2 separate regions of the Mus musculus genome follow, and region 1 is linked to region 2. Evidence: chromatin loops called from intact Hi-C (ENCODE). Cell type or tissue: left cerebral cortex. All regions are shown on one strand. Links, peaks and the distances in the headings refer to the core of each region. The heading gives the core; the rest is flanking DNA.

Region 1 (6,770 bases), core at 787-5,786, 79 kb after region 2:
AATGATTGGATTTTGATAGATTTTTGTTGACAACTTATTGTCATGGTTGATAGGTTATTTATCCACTGGTGACATGAGCCAATTCAAGTCAGATTAAATTATATTAAAGGCAGGTTTACTGGGAAGTTGCCTTTTGGGTGAGTTCATGGGTCCCAAGGATTGAGACCAGGGGAGTCTCCATAGGGAGAGGGAGGGGGAATAAAGAAAGAGCACAGGCATTCACAGAAAGAGAAAAGAGGAGAAGGGAAGGGGAGGGCAGGGGAGGGGAAAGAGGAGAGGAGGGGAGGGAAGGGGAGGGGAGGGGAGGGAAGGGGAGGGGAGGGGAGGGGAGGGGAGGGGAGGGGAGGGGAGGGGAGGGAAGGGAAGGGAAGGGAAGGGAAGGGAAGGGAAGGGAAGAGCCCAAAATGTCTGGATTATATAGGGAGGAGTCTCTGGGGAAAAGGCAGCCCAGCCCCTGAACTAGAAAGTTCAAAGCTGGGGGCAGAGTATGCCAGGTAGGGACTGAGGGATGCTAGAGAATCCAGAGTTGAGGTCTGCTTTGATATATAAAATATGCACCTCAGTCCCTTGTCCCAGGGTCCCTAAACCAAACAATGGTAATATATATATATATATATTAGTAGCATTGTTGGGGAACTGTTATAGCTCTGATTGACAGAGGTTTCCAATATCTCCTAACTGCTGTGGGCAGCCCCAGGTTCAAAGGAGTGGTAGGTGGGATTTATTCCCAGGCCACTAGTTCCCTGCTTAGTATACTGTACCACCTATGGAAGACAGCTGATGTGATGTGATACTGTCAACCTGATGATAGGCTCCAGAATCAGCTAGGAGACAAAACTCTGGGCCTGTCTATGAGGGAGTTTCTAGATCAGGTCAAATGAGGTCGGGAATCCCTCCCCCCAAATATGGGCAACCCCCTCCTATGTGCTGATTCATACACTGAATAGCAAAGGGGAAACAGCTTAATCACCATCTTTCACCTCTGCTTCCTGTGGGCACAGTGTGATCAACCTTGCTCACCTCTGCTTCCTGTGGACACAGTGTGACCAACCTTGCTCACCTCTGCTTCCTGTGGGCACAATGTGATCAATCACTCCACTTTAGCTCCTAAGTTTTCCCTTGCAGTGATGAACTACGTCACTTCAAACTGTGATCCAGAATAACCCTTTCCTTCCCAAAGTGACTTCTGTATGATGCTTCATCACAGCAATGATAAAGGTACTAATAAAATATTTATGAAGGAGTAGGGTGTTTGGCGGAGGGGATCCAGGATACAGAGATAGTGATATCAGTTCCTTAAGAGAAAGGTTCCTTCCAGTTGGGCAAGGGGAAGGAGGAAGTTAATGGGAGATAATAAATGTTCTAAAACAGAGAAGAAAGTGGAACTTCTAGCTCAGTAGTTCTCAACCTGTGCGGTGTGATCCCTTTGGGCTAGGGAGGGGTCCAAATTGGATGTCATGAAAAGCAGATATTTACATTACAATTCATAACAGTAGCAAAATTACAGTTACGGACTAGCAATGAAATAATGTGCTTGGGGGCCACTGCATCATGCGGAACTGTATAAAAGGGTTGCAATATTAAGAAGGTTGAGAACCACTGTCCTAGCTGATAAGTTTTACTTCACTGGAGAAGTAAGATCTGAAGATCTTGGATTGAAAGTCAAGGGCATGAGGTTTATAGTGGCTTAAACTCAGTGACAGTGAGAAGACAATGACAGTTCCATGTATGTTCCTATGTGAATCCAGGCTGCCTGGGACCAGATGTACGGAGCTTGTCAGCCGAGGTGCAGTGGAGGCTGAGTGAAAACCAGTTTTCTGGTACCTGCCAATTATGAAGGTTATCCAACTGGAGCTCTGCCTGTCTTTCTATCAAACAGTGAGAGAAGAGCAAAGAATAAGATGAAGGAACAGACCAAAGTGTGGGTGCTTTGATCCTTCTTAGAAGGAGAACAAAATACTCACAGGAGCAAATATGGAGATAAAGTGTAGAGCAAAGACTAAAAGGCCATCCAGAGACTGCCCCACCTGGGGATTCATCCCATATACAGTTACCAAACCCAGACACTATGGTGGATGCCAAGAAGTGCATGCTGAAAGGAGCCTGATATGACTGTCTCCTGAGAGACCCTGCCAGAGCCTTACAAATACAGAGGTGGATGTTTGCAGCCAACCATTGGACTGAGCGTGGAGTCCCTAATAAGAGGAGTTAGAGGAGAGACTGAAGGAGTTGAAGGGGTTTGCAACCCCGTAGAAAAAACAACAATATCAAACAATCAGACCCCCCAAGAACTGCCAGGGACTAAGCCATCAACAAAGGAGTACACATGGCTCCAGCTGCATAGGTAGCAGAGGATGGCCTTGTCATGCATCAATGGAAGGAGAGGTCTTTGGTCCTATGAAGGCTCAATAGATGCCCCAGTGTAGGGGAATTGAGGGAGGGGAGGTAGAAGTGGGTGGGTAGGTGGGTGGAGGAGCACCCTCATAGAAGAAGAAGGAAGGATGTGATAGGGTGTTTCCGGGAGGGAGGGAAACCAGGAAAGGGGATTACATTTGAACTCTAAATAAAGAAAATATAATAAAATAATAATAATAATAATAAAGAAATTCTAAGATTTAAAAAAAAAGATGAAGAAACAAGGAGACTGAGACAGGCACTCAGCAGAATTCCAGCAGTCTTCAAGTAGAAGTTGGGGGGACACTTTCCTGTCCCTACCTAAAGTGACTTGGAGAGTTCAGGTGGCTCATGGCAAAATCCTCAGATTTCCCAGGGGTTAAAGAGTAGCACAGTAAGTTCTGGGGGAGACAGACTCTTGCTTTTGTTTCTCTGCTGGAACTGATAAATAATTCAGGGCAATGCTATGTCAGCCAGCAGTGCCAGAGGAATTAGCTGGGAGCAGAAATACAGGCTCATCACCATTGGGTTGCCATGGGAGAAAGTTCTCAAAGAAGGGTCCTCTCTCCATGTTGAGCTTTCCTGGCACCGGGCTTACTTTCTCCCAGGGAGCCATGCTTCTTTTTTGGCAAGGGGATGAATGCCTCCTACAGACAGCCCTGAAAGAAGTGCAAAACTTGAGCGGAAACCAAGTGAAAGAGGACGCCAAGTGGTTCTCTTGGGCCTTTGCTGAGAGAACAGATGAGAAGCACTGTTGGGGGAAGAAGAGACAGGAAACACAGGCTGCCTAGCTGGGAAGTCCCAGGACCTGGTTGAGCTGCTCCATGGCCTGCTCTTAACATGACCATGTGGCTTTCTCCTCCACTAAGCTACAAGCCTTTTCCTTGAAGACAAAATCCTCTTACCAAACCCAAGTGAGTGACAGCTTACCGTGGCCTAGAGTTACTGATTCTTAGAAGTCAAGAACCTTCAGCATGACTGTCTCCCCGAGTCCATCTCCAATAGGAACTAGGCTTCTGCACTAGTATATCAACTACCTCGATTGGATAGATAGTAATCAATGTGTCTGGACTTTGCCTCCAGGTGCAGATGTCCACTGTATTATTTCAAGGCACCAAGAATACCAATGAAGCCCTCCCTGTACCACTCCCCTAAAACCAGATCCTGGGACCAAAGCCTTCTGTCCCCTAACCTTCTCCAGGAGAAAACAGTCCTGTCCTCCTCTCCTGCTGCCCAAGCAAGTGCTCTCTCTTCTTTCCTCACCCTGTGAAAGAATGTCGCACTGACTCACACACACCAGGCCGATGGAAAGGATCTGTGTCAATTCAAGGAAGGATTGGAGAAGAGTATGTTCAGACTGTGTACAGCATTGATGTAGTTTGATAAAGTTTCATAATATCAACTTAGTCATTAGCTGATCTGAGAAACGCCAGCAGGCCAGTGCAGATCTTTTCATGGGACGCTGATCTTCATCAATCTATGGTGACATTCTCCAAGCCACGGCACAAGGCAATGAATGGCCAAGTGTGTGCAGATGTTCCATGATGAGCCAATCCTCTGGCAACCAGACTCGTTCTTGAAGTCAGCTGCTCTGATTGTGTCTTCACTTTTGTTTTGGAACAAGGTGTTATTTCCCTTTGTTTTCCCAGCCCGTGCTTCTGAGGATAGAAAAATGGCACCACGGATATCTTTAAGTGTGAATGTATGTCTGTTTGTGTCTGTGTGTATATGTATGGATCTCTGTGTGTGTCTGTGTGTGTACAAGGGTCTCTGTGTGTGTCTGTGTGCATGTGTATCTGTGTGTGTGTATGTGTATGTCTGTGTGTGTCTGTGTATGTGTGTGTATAAGGGTCTCTGTGTGTGTCTGTGTGATTGTGTATCTCTGTGTGTGTGTGTCTGTGTGTGTGTGTCTGTGTCTGTGTGTCTGTGTCTGTGTGTCTGTCTGTGTGTATCTGTCTGTCTGTCTGTGTGTGTGTGTGTGTGTGTGTGTGTGTATGTGTGTGTCTATGTGTGTGTATGTGTGTGTCTGTGTGTGTGTTGGTACTAGGGACTAACTAACTTTACGTATCCCTTCAGATTACTGGGTTTGCATCCTTAGCCCCACTGTGATGTATGAGGAGCTTGACTTTGGCAGTGTTCCCTCCCCAGGGCAAAGCCCTATGAATGGGATTTGAGACATCTCAAAGCTACACAAAAAACTTCCAGTCTCTCCTTTCCACATAGCCAGACAACAACTTGCAGTCTTCAAGGAGACCCTCAGCAGGCCCTTTGTCATGCTGGCTCCCTAATTTTGGGCCTCCAGCTCTGTGAGAAATGCCTCTTCTGTTGCTTAAATCCATTTACTTCACAGTGTTTCTCATAGACAGAACAGCCTAGGGCAACTGGGGAGTGCACCCTGGAAGGAGTTACTGCCTGCTGGAAAGGGTGGTAAGTGCTCACCCAGGCCCCACTGGCCATTCATCAAACAATGTTCAGGCCTTCACAAAGTCCATGGGACTTAGGAATTTGAGACAATAATATAATAACTGGGCCCATACTGTGACTAATGTCTATTTATTCCATTTTTTTGTTTGGTTGCTTTTTGTTGTAAGTTTATAAAATGTGCAGTCTGAGGAAGAACAACATAGATTCACTTAATAATAAAATATAGGATGATGTACTTGCTAGTCTATTAATGAGAAAGTGAGTTTCAAATAAGGGTGGTAAGTCTGACGCTGGGGAGGGACACAGGAAAGACTTACGGGGTTGTCTCTTCCTGATGTCTCCAGGGTGAACCACTTCAGCTCAGAGGGAAATAACTTGTCCAAAGGTCTGCCCACCTTCAGGTTATCATGTAATGAATGCATCATGTGATTGGGTGTCTCTTTGGAGATTTTAGGATCCTAAGGTGACTTCTTCAGGCTTTGTCCCAGCTATAATGTGCAGATACAGTTGAGCCAGGGGCAGTATGAGGCAGGGGAGGCAGAGGCATCCATGGCTGTGGCGACTTGGCGTACAGTGTAGCAGATGTGGGTTTGGGTAGAGCTGCCTCAGTTTCTGGTTCATGGGGTACGGCAACGGAGACCCCTGGCTACAATTGCAGCAGGGACCTCCCGCTCTTTGGATAACGATAGACAGTTATGCCTTGAAGCCTACATTCTGTTGGCAGCTTCCCTGATAACTTCCACCTCATCTCTATCAACTGGAAATACCCGGAGTGTTTCTGTTTCCTGTGCTGACCCCTGAGAAGCGTTGCCCTGACGAAGTAATCCAAATACAATACATAAATAGCCTCACGGAGAAATGACAAGTAGCTGGGTTCTTCTCCATCCATTGTGTCTCTTTGTTAGCCTTTGGCAACCAGCGCTCCATTCTGACAGACAAGTCTGTGGGGCACAGAGACTCTGTCCTTGCTGTCACATCAGTGCCTTTGACATGTCACCTCCTTAACAAGGTTCCTTTAACATCTTCTGTTTCTACAGCCAGCCCCTCTGCCTTTTCCCTCTGAATCCTCTTTCTCTTCTAGCCCAACCTGACTGCCTGCATTGTCATTCCCCCAACCTGTGTTTATGTTTTCTCTTTCAGGAAAATGTGGGGGGGGGGTCCCTCTCTTCTGTTGTCATTTTTGATTATTAATTAAGAACAAGTCCTAAAATCAAAGTAAACCTAGGCACCATAGAGGAGTTTGCAGTTGAGCCAGTCGTGCATTGTCTAGCACAATGACCATGATAGGGAAAGAGTTCAGGAAACGGTTTTTCAAGTTGGACACGCAAAACATAGGGGTTTGTGACATCTGGGAGCTGGGCTAAAAGCACATCCAAGTGGTCCACATGCCAACCTTCTTCCCATCTCCCTCCAGCTCTTACCTGTTTACCACATTAGAAAAATAATGTTTCGGGTTTTTTTTTTCTCTCTCTCTTTTCTTGGCCCTATCCACGAGGCAGGAGACAAGCCGCGTTAAGTCTCGTAAACTAAGAATAGTTCTAGAGATTTAACTGCCCAAGGTTTTGGAATGAAACTAGGTTAAACAAAGAAGCAACGTTGGCACCTTCTAAAGTTTCTGAGAACTTCATGTAAACAGGTCTTTCAGCAACCTGGAGATGTTTCCATGATCTCTTCCTCTCCCCCTTCCCCCTCCTCCTCCTCCTTTCCCCCAATTAAACCTGTTATTCTTTGAATACTAGCCTCCTTGGAGTTAGATGAACCTTCCAAAAAAAAAATGTCTAACTTGGGATGATTGTTTTTATGTTGAAGTAGTAGTACAGGGAGAAGAATGTCCAAAACTTAATCTTTTAATCAACTGCAGTCGATCTAATAGGCAATTATAACTTTATCCTTAGAACCATTGCTTATTCTGCTGTTTCTGTATAGAAGCCAACTAATTAATGAAGAAATGG
Region 2 (6,770 bases), core at 1,029-6,028:
AAAGGCAAAGCTTAAGGTTACCTGTTACATCCATTTCCTCACAGACGCACTCACCCGATATCCTTTCCAAGTCTGTCTTAAGGAGCTCACTTTAATAGGCTCAGCTAATTAAGGGCCATTAAACTTTCTTAGGAATGTAACCTCTAGTTTGAGCATTGTTCTTAGGAGGAAATACCATATCCTTGGTGAGGGAGAGTCCAAAAACTCATTGATTAACCAATTTGCTTCTACCTGCCTGGATGTCACTGTCAAATTGAAGCAAAACTAAACCGAGCACAACTCAGCTTGAGTATGAAGAAGGCATAGACTTCAAGACCGGCTTGAGTCAAGTGTGAGAGATAGAAACTGCTTCAAAGGGCCAGCCAGGGAAGCGGCTTTGTTTATTTATAGATAAAAAGGAATAAGGAAGGAAAAGGCTTCATTCCCACAGGAGGCTGGATGAAGGAACAGGAGCTCATTACGGAACGGAATGGACTCTGAGTGAGGCAGGCACCTAAACTGGTGTGCTAGTGGGTTGGATTGTTCTGTGCTGGAACCAGCCAGACACCAGGAGATAGAGCCGACTGGAACTTGGCATGTTCATGAATTGACACATCTGATGAAGAGGCGGCTAAGGGACACAGCGGGATTTATGTGTCTGACTTGATTAGCAAGATCTGGTGCCACCCTATGACTCTTGTATTTCTACTCACATCTGCTTGTGACCTATCATCATGCTCACAGATGAGTGGATCACTCACTCAACCCTCGAGAGAAACGTCTGTCTGTCCTGCATAATGATTAACACAGAGGTGCGCACCCGGTCAAGAGAATACAAGAGTGCTTATCTCTTAATGAGGCATCTATATCACACACCCACTCTGACTCAGGGGTCATTGTGGAAGAGGGGTGGGAAGATGGTAAGAGCAAGAGGCGTAGATAACTGCCCTACTATGTTCTGCCTCTCTGCCCGGGTGTCTGGGGCACCAATGGCGGGCCACTCGAGGGCTGCAGAGCAAAGTCTTGGAATAGGGTCCACATCCTTTGTCTTCCTGCTCTGACCGGGAAGGGGAGATGGCAGTCTGGGATGAATGCTGCGGTTTCCTGTCTCCTCTCTGGGTACTTGGGCGCCTCAGGCAGACCACTGAGAGTCAGGAACAGGTCCGACGGAGGTCTGCCTTTCCCTTCCGGGTCTATGCACAGGTAGGGAGGAGGCAGAGACCCGGACAAGCAGAATCAAGTCAGATTGAGATCTAGGGCACAGTATACGGGAGGTTGTGGAGGGGAGAAAGCCTTTCTCGGGAGTCTTAGGACTCTTTAGTTGCCATGTATTTGTACGTCTGCTTCTGTACTCTGTAGTCTTTGGCAAGAGCCCGTTGGAATATTTTCTATGACATACCATACCGTCCTAAGTGTGGTAGCAGCTAGAAAGATTTTAATCTCCGGAAGAAAAGTTTTCCCATATTCTTCTTTAAAGTGTCTATTCTTGGTCCTCCGATATTTTATTCGACTGTTGGGATTAACTTATGAGTTTCCTCCAAAGCTAATGGGAACTCTGGAATTTTACTGAATACATGAAGTCATGTGTCTCCAGGCATACACACTCACAGAATCGATGAGTTGTAGAGCATTGCATTTCACAAGGTCTTTTTGGCTCTTCACCAGCTCCAATCTGTCACAGTCTCACAACGCCATGGAAGGAGATGCTGTGCTCAAGCAGCCATGAAAGTCTTTGTTTATAGAAAGCTGCGATAAAGTGAATCTATCTTGGGTTCTGATATTGCTTTTACCAGAGTAGATTAATATAAACCTGCAACTAGACGTAGAAGGAGCCACTACGTATTATAGCAGCAAAAGCAAACCACCAGCAGCAGCAGCAAGAGTCTCCTTGCATTTAGTACAGTGTATCTTTGTCTTCTATTGGGGATTGAAAGATTTGTTTCTCAGAACAAGGAGTGCCAAACCAATTGATGTAAGAATGATAAGTATGTGGGATAACATGGATGCTAGTGAAGTTGAACAGTAACATGCTTGGGGACCTGAGTCCTATCTTCAGAAACATGGTTTTAAAAGGACTGGGCCTTGTGGCATGTGCTTGTGTTTGTGGCGTTGGAGAGGAGACATGCAGATGCTAGGAGCTCACTGGCCAGCCTAGCCTAGTTGATGAGTTCCACGTTGGTAAAAGATCTTCTCTCAGTCAATCAGTTAATAGCATACCTAAGGTGGATCTCTGGCTGTGTGTGTGCCACACACACACACACACACACACACACACACACACACACACACACACCATGGGTTTTACGTAGACTAGCCTGCTCTTAAAATCAATCTTAATTTGTCTTGAAGTTAACTTAGGTACAGCTAAAATTGTCATGGCAACTTACGGTTCTATTACACAGATGAAAGTCATCATTTTTCACAGCCACTATCTTGGCCATGGAAGCTCAAGGAAGCGTTGCACTTGGGATTCAGTTCTGTTTTACATGTTGATGTGTACAGATGTCATCTGAAGATAAAGTGGGCTTTCCGCGCTACTGTTTCCAATGTTGATGTCTTTCTCACAAAATCCTTCAGACATTTGCTATAGGAGAAAGGAATCAACTCCTAAAGTTGCATTAGAATTATATTTTTGTGAGGCATTGATTTGAAAACCATGGGACCACAGTCAATGGCAGTGACCAGAGGCAGGCTTGCATATGCACGGAGTGAAGGTTGTGTTTTCATTTGACTGCACAGTCAATTTGATGGGCCGATAATAGCTGGCTCTTGATCATGTTAGCATGATCAGGAAAAAAAATCACTTTTCAAATTGGGTGTTAATTCAAAGTTGCATAACTCTTTGTAGCTGCTAGTATGCACGGAATGAAAGGATCTCTGCTCTCAAGCTGGACAAAAGAAAAATAGCTCATTCCTGTGGGACCGTTCCAGGAAGTTCACAGACTCAAACCAGGGGTGGGGTGGGGCTTTGAAAATGATTACAATTGAATAACTTCGCTTGTCATTACCAGCCAGTCTGCTATCCCTGATTGACAGCTGGTCAGCTATTCCTGATTGACAGTTGATCTGTCAGTTATCTCGAATTATCAGTTGATTAGTCAGCTATTCCTGATTATCAACTGATCAGTCAGCTAGCTATCTCTGATTGTCAGTCAGCTTCATGAGCTAAGCATCAGAAACAGTAGGTTTCAAACACCTTCGTCTTTTAGCCACTGTGGCAAATACCTGGGGGGGGGGGGGGGCAACATGAGGGAGGAGGGTTATAGCATCGTGACAGAAGGGCGTGGTGGAACAGAATTGTTCACGGCATGGCAGTCAGGCTGAAGAAGGGCGACGTTTCCTCATTTTTGCCCATCGGGGCTCACCGCCTACATACAGCGTTAGCGATGCACGTGTTCAGCGTTAGTCAATCCTGTCTGAAAAGCCCTTCACAGAAGTGCTTTACTAATCTGCTTGGCACTTCACCCTAATCAAGAGAGCGATCAAGGTTAACAATTCCTATGAGTCCCGTAGGGCCCCTTGCATGAAGACATCACCTAGAATTCAACCCGACCTGAGAAAGAAAAGGAAAAGAGAAAAAAAGAAAAGAAAGGAAGGGAAGGGGAAAGATAAGGGACGTTCTGCCTTGTCATTGATTTCACGGGTGCATCACAAGGTGGAGTCGAGTTCTGCACTGTCTTGGAGGTGACCAAAAATGAGAGTCAAGTTTGGAGAAACAAATGCTTGTTCTCCTAAGTTTGGATTAGAATGGCCTTTGGGCAAAATTCCCTCATTAGCGTCGAATAAATGTTTTTCCATCATGAGCAAAAAAGATTTTATACAAATTCCATTTCCCAGAACTCCGTGAAAGAAATGGAAACTCCCTTTTCTGATGTTACAAAACAACTTCCCCCCACTAAACCTGCTTTCTCCTTATCCCCCAAGTTCACTCTGCGTCTGCTAGGTGGCGCTGCAGGCTAATGCATGGGTCCCTTAGCGCCTCGCGGGCGGCTGTGTGGGAGGCTAGGCAGGAGGGAAGGAAGCAGCTGCCACTGTTTCCGTCCAGTTAGGATATCAGCACAGTGGAAGGGAGGAGACCTGCTCTTGCCAAGACTTGGCTTCTGTCAACTTAGGAATCGCTCATCATCTTCTGGATGGATCACAGCTGGCGCTGAAGGGGCTGAATGGGCTTCGTATTTCTTTAGGGAGATTCTGGGGCGCCCAAGCTTGTTGAGAAAGGCTGTGGGTTTCTTTGTCCGAATTTCCAAAAGGTGTTCTGTAACTTTGGAAGAAAGACTCAAGAATGAAAGGAAAACATCACAATTCAAAGGTTTGGGGGAAACCAAGCTGTGCCCTGCTTTAACTGGTTCCACACAGTGTAAAACAGTGGCTTTCAGACTATAATTTGGCCTGAATGCTTGTATTTTTATAAGGAGTATTCTGCACCATTTTGAGAGCACTTGTGCCTGCCTCTCCTTGTGCACGTAGGTACCACAACTTGTCCACTACTGCCTGCAAAGGACAGACTGCTAAGTCATAAAACTTAGTTTTTAAAGGGAAAGGAGATATCAGTTACAGATTTAACATAGTAGATTGGCACGCAAGGGCACATAAGTACATTCAAACCACATCAGAAAACTTGGGCCCAAGAACTTATCAAACACAACCAGACAATGGAAGCATGCAACACCCTCACCGGGATCCCACAAGCAGGACACCTAACTGTGGTCTCCTACTTCCCACTCAACCCTGTAGCCCAGGCTCAGACCTGCAGCAGCTCTTCTTTGACTCGGGGTTCTTTGACATTTTTTTCTAACAACCAGCAGTGGCTTTCTTTGTATCTGCCTCACCTTTCTGTCTCCACTAGGGCTTCTTGGAACTGCAACCCTACCCCCACCCTCAACCCCCCTGCTTTGGCCTTTTTGACCCTTTTGTTGCCATTCTGTTATCTGCATATATACAGAGAGATAAAATGACTAAATGCTGTGTAACATGTGACCCAAGAGTTAATGTTAGCGATTAAGATGGGAGTAAAATATTTCATGTTTGTCATTGGGCAGCTATCAAAGGCCATCAGGACTATTAGGCTAACTGCAGCTGACAAAAACAATACAACCTGTGAATTTATGGTTATTTAATAAACTATGACATTGTAAAAAGATACAAACATGTCTGTCTGCGTTTCTGACTTAGTGTTCTCAAAGCTGTACTGATGCTCAATCTTATAAACCAGGTCCCTGGTGGAGGGCAGAGATTCCCACTTCAGTCTTTTCCTAAGCAACAGATGCTTCCTGCTGCAGCAGGACCTGGGACAGCCTTTCTCACCCTCTGCTGCTTTCAGAGTAAGCTAGGGTTGACTTCTGGAAAAGCACAGAGGTAGAGTTCCCGGGAGCCCTGTGTGGTCTGGAGGACCCTAGAGTATCTAGTGACTTAACAGAACTCCTTTCCCATCTTGATGAGGTCTAGAGCTCTGAGACTACTGACCTTAACAAATTAAAGACTCCTTTAAATGTATATAATACAAAATATTGCATATATAAGCATATACATATATATAAACATACACATGTACATCATACACACACACACGCGCGCGCGCACACACACACACACACACACACACACACACATATACATGAAGGTTTTAACTGGAGAAGCAATATGGAGGTGGTCAGGAAAAACCCTGGGAGAACCAGGGCCTTGGTGGGGCTGGGTAGGCAGGATGTTAACCCAAGGAGAGACCACAAAGACAGATTTGCTGCCTGGGTAGCAGTGTGCCCCAAAGTGCTTGTGTGCAGTCTGTGCCTGTGTCCAGGTTTGGGTTCTGGCTCTTTCTCGCCTCTTTCACTCTCCCAGTCACGCCTGGGGGAAACGGTGAGGTCTGTGGGTTGGATTTGAAAACTCAGGACTGAGGAGGAGCCTTAGGCAGAGGGAATATCGGCATCCATTCCAGAAAGAAGACTTCCTTAAGATACAAAGGTTCCCACCCAGAGGCAGAATACACACTCCTACCCACTGTAGAGAAAAGAAGACATGCCAGGAGACACCGAGGAGGAAGGAGACACTACACAGCAATGTACCAAGGGTCAGAGCAGGGAGGAGGACAAAGGTTAGGGAAAGAGTTCCAACAGGAGCTTGTGAATGAGAGTGTGTGAGTGAGCACACACACACACACACACACACACACACACACGCACACGCACACGCACACGCACACACACACACACACACACAGAGAGAGAGAGAGAGAGAGAGAGAGAGAGAGATTGAGATTTGTAGACACAAGAAAGTAAAGAGAAATACTAAAGTCCAAAAGTAGAGGCCAGGAAAGTAGCCATCCAAATGGACATGTGTGGGTTTCTGAGCCGCTCTTCTGACACTGCCCTAAAGATATGTGTCCTGCTAGGCATTGCTACATGTCATCTCCATCCTGCAATCTATCTGTTTCAACCTCAGGGACCTGCAGCCCTTCCTACATTTATCTCTGCCACAGCAACGATAACTTCTTTTGGCAGTAAACATCAGTAACCTTAAGTGCCATGAGTCATATTTTCAATTTTTTAATTAAATTATGGTCTGGCTGCAGTTTGATTTATTTCAGCCCAAATTAATTTAGAGTTGAGTCCACATAAATTTACATGGTATATTTAATACAGTGTGTGATTGTTCGGATTGTAAAGCCTGGTAGATTGATAGTCTCCTAGCAGGCAGAGCGGTAGTAATTGCAATTAAGGGAGAGGTTTACCTTACTCCTGAAACTATAGTCATAGAGGAGATCTGCTCTGTTCCTAGGAAAGACAGGGGGAGAGCCT

What was found. Peaks named below come from ENCODE experiments on the same cell type or tissue, not always from the same donor. Only the 100,000 strongest peaks of a DNase experiment are listed, where the experiment ranks them.
Region 1: it touches region 2 in a loop (2.4-fold over the local background); 4 of 42 quality-filtered maps call a loop at or near these places.

What each region holds. Positions count from the first base shown.
Region 1 is chr15:6,985,378-6,992,147 of GRCm38, forward strand. No RefSeq gene overlaps it. Among named protein-coding and RNA genes, the nearest start is that of Gm30559, 4.5 kb to the right of the region's middle. In left cerebral cortex, for the core only: a CTCF peak has its summit at 3,076; DNase peaks (open chromatin) are centred at 3,047 and 3,881; H3K27ac peaks cover 574 bases.
Region 2 is chr15:6,905,898-6,912,667 of GRCm38, forward strand. No RefSeq gene overlaps it. Among named protein-coding and RNA genes, the nearest start is that of Osmr, 35 kb to the left of the region's middle. In left cerebral cortex, for the core only: a CTCF peak has its summit at 3,921; a DNase peak (open chromatin) is centred at 3,955; H3K4me3 peaks cover 482 bases.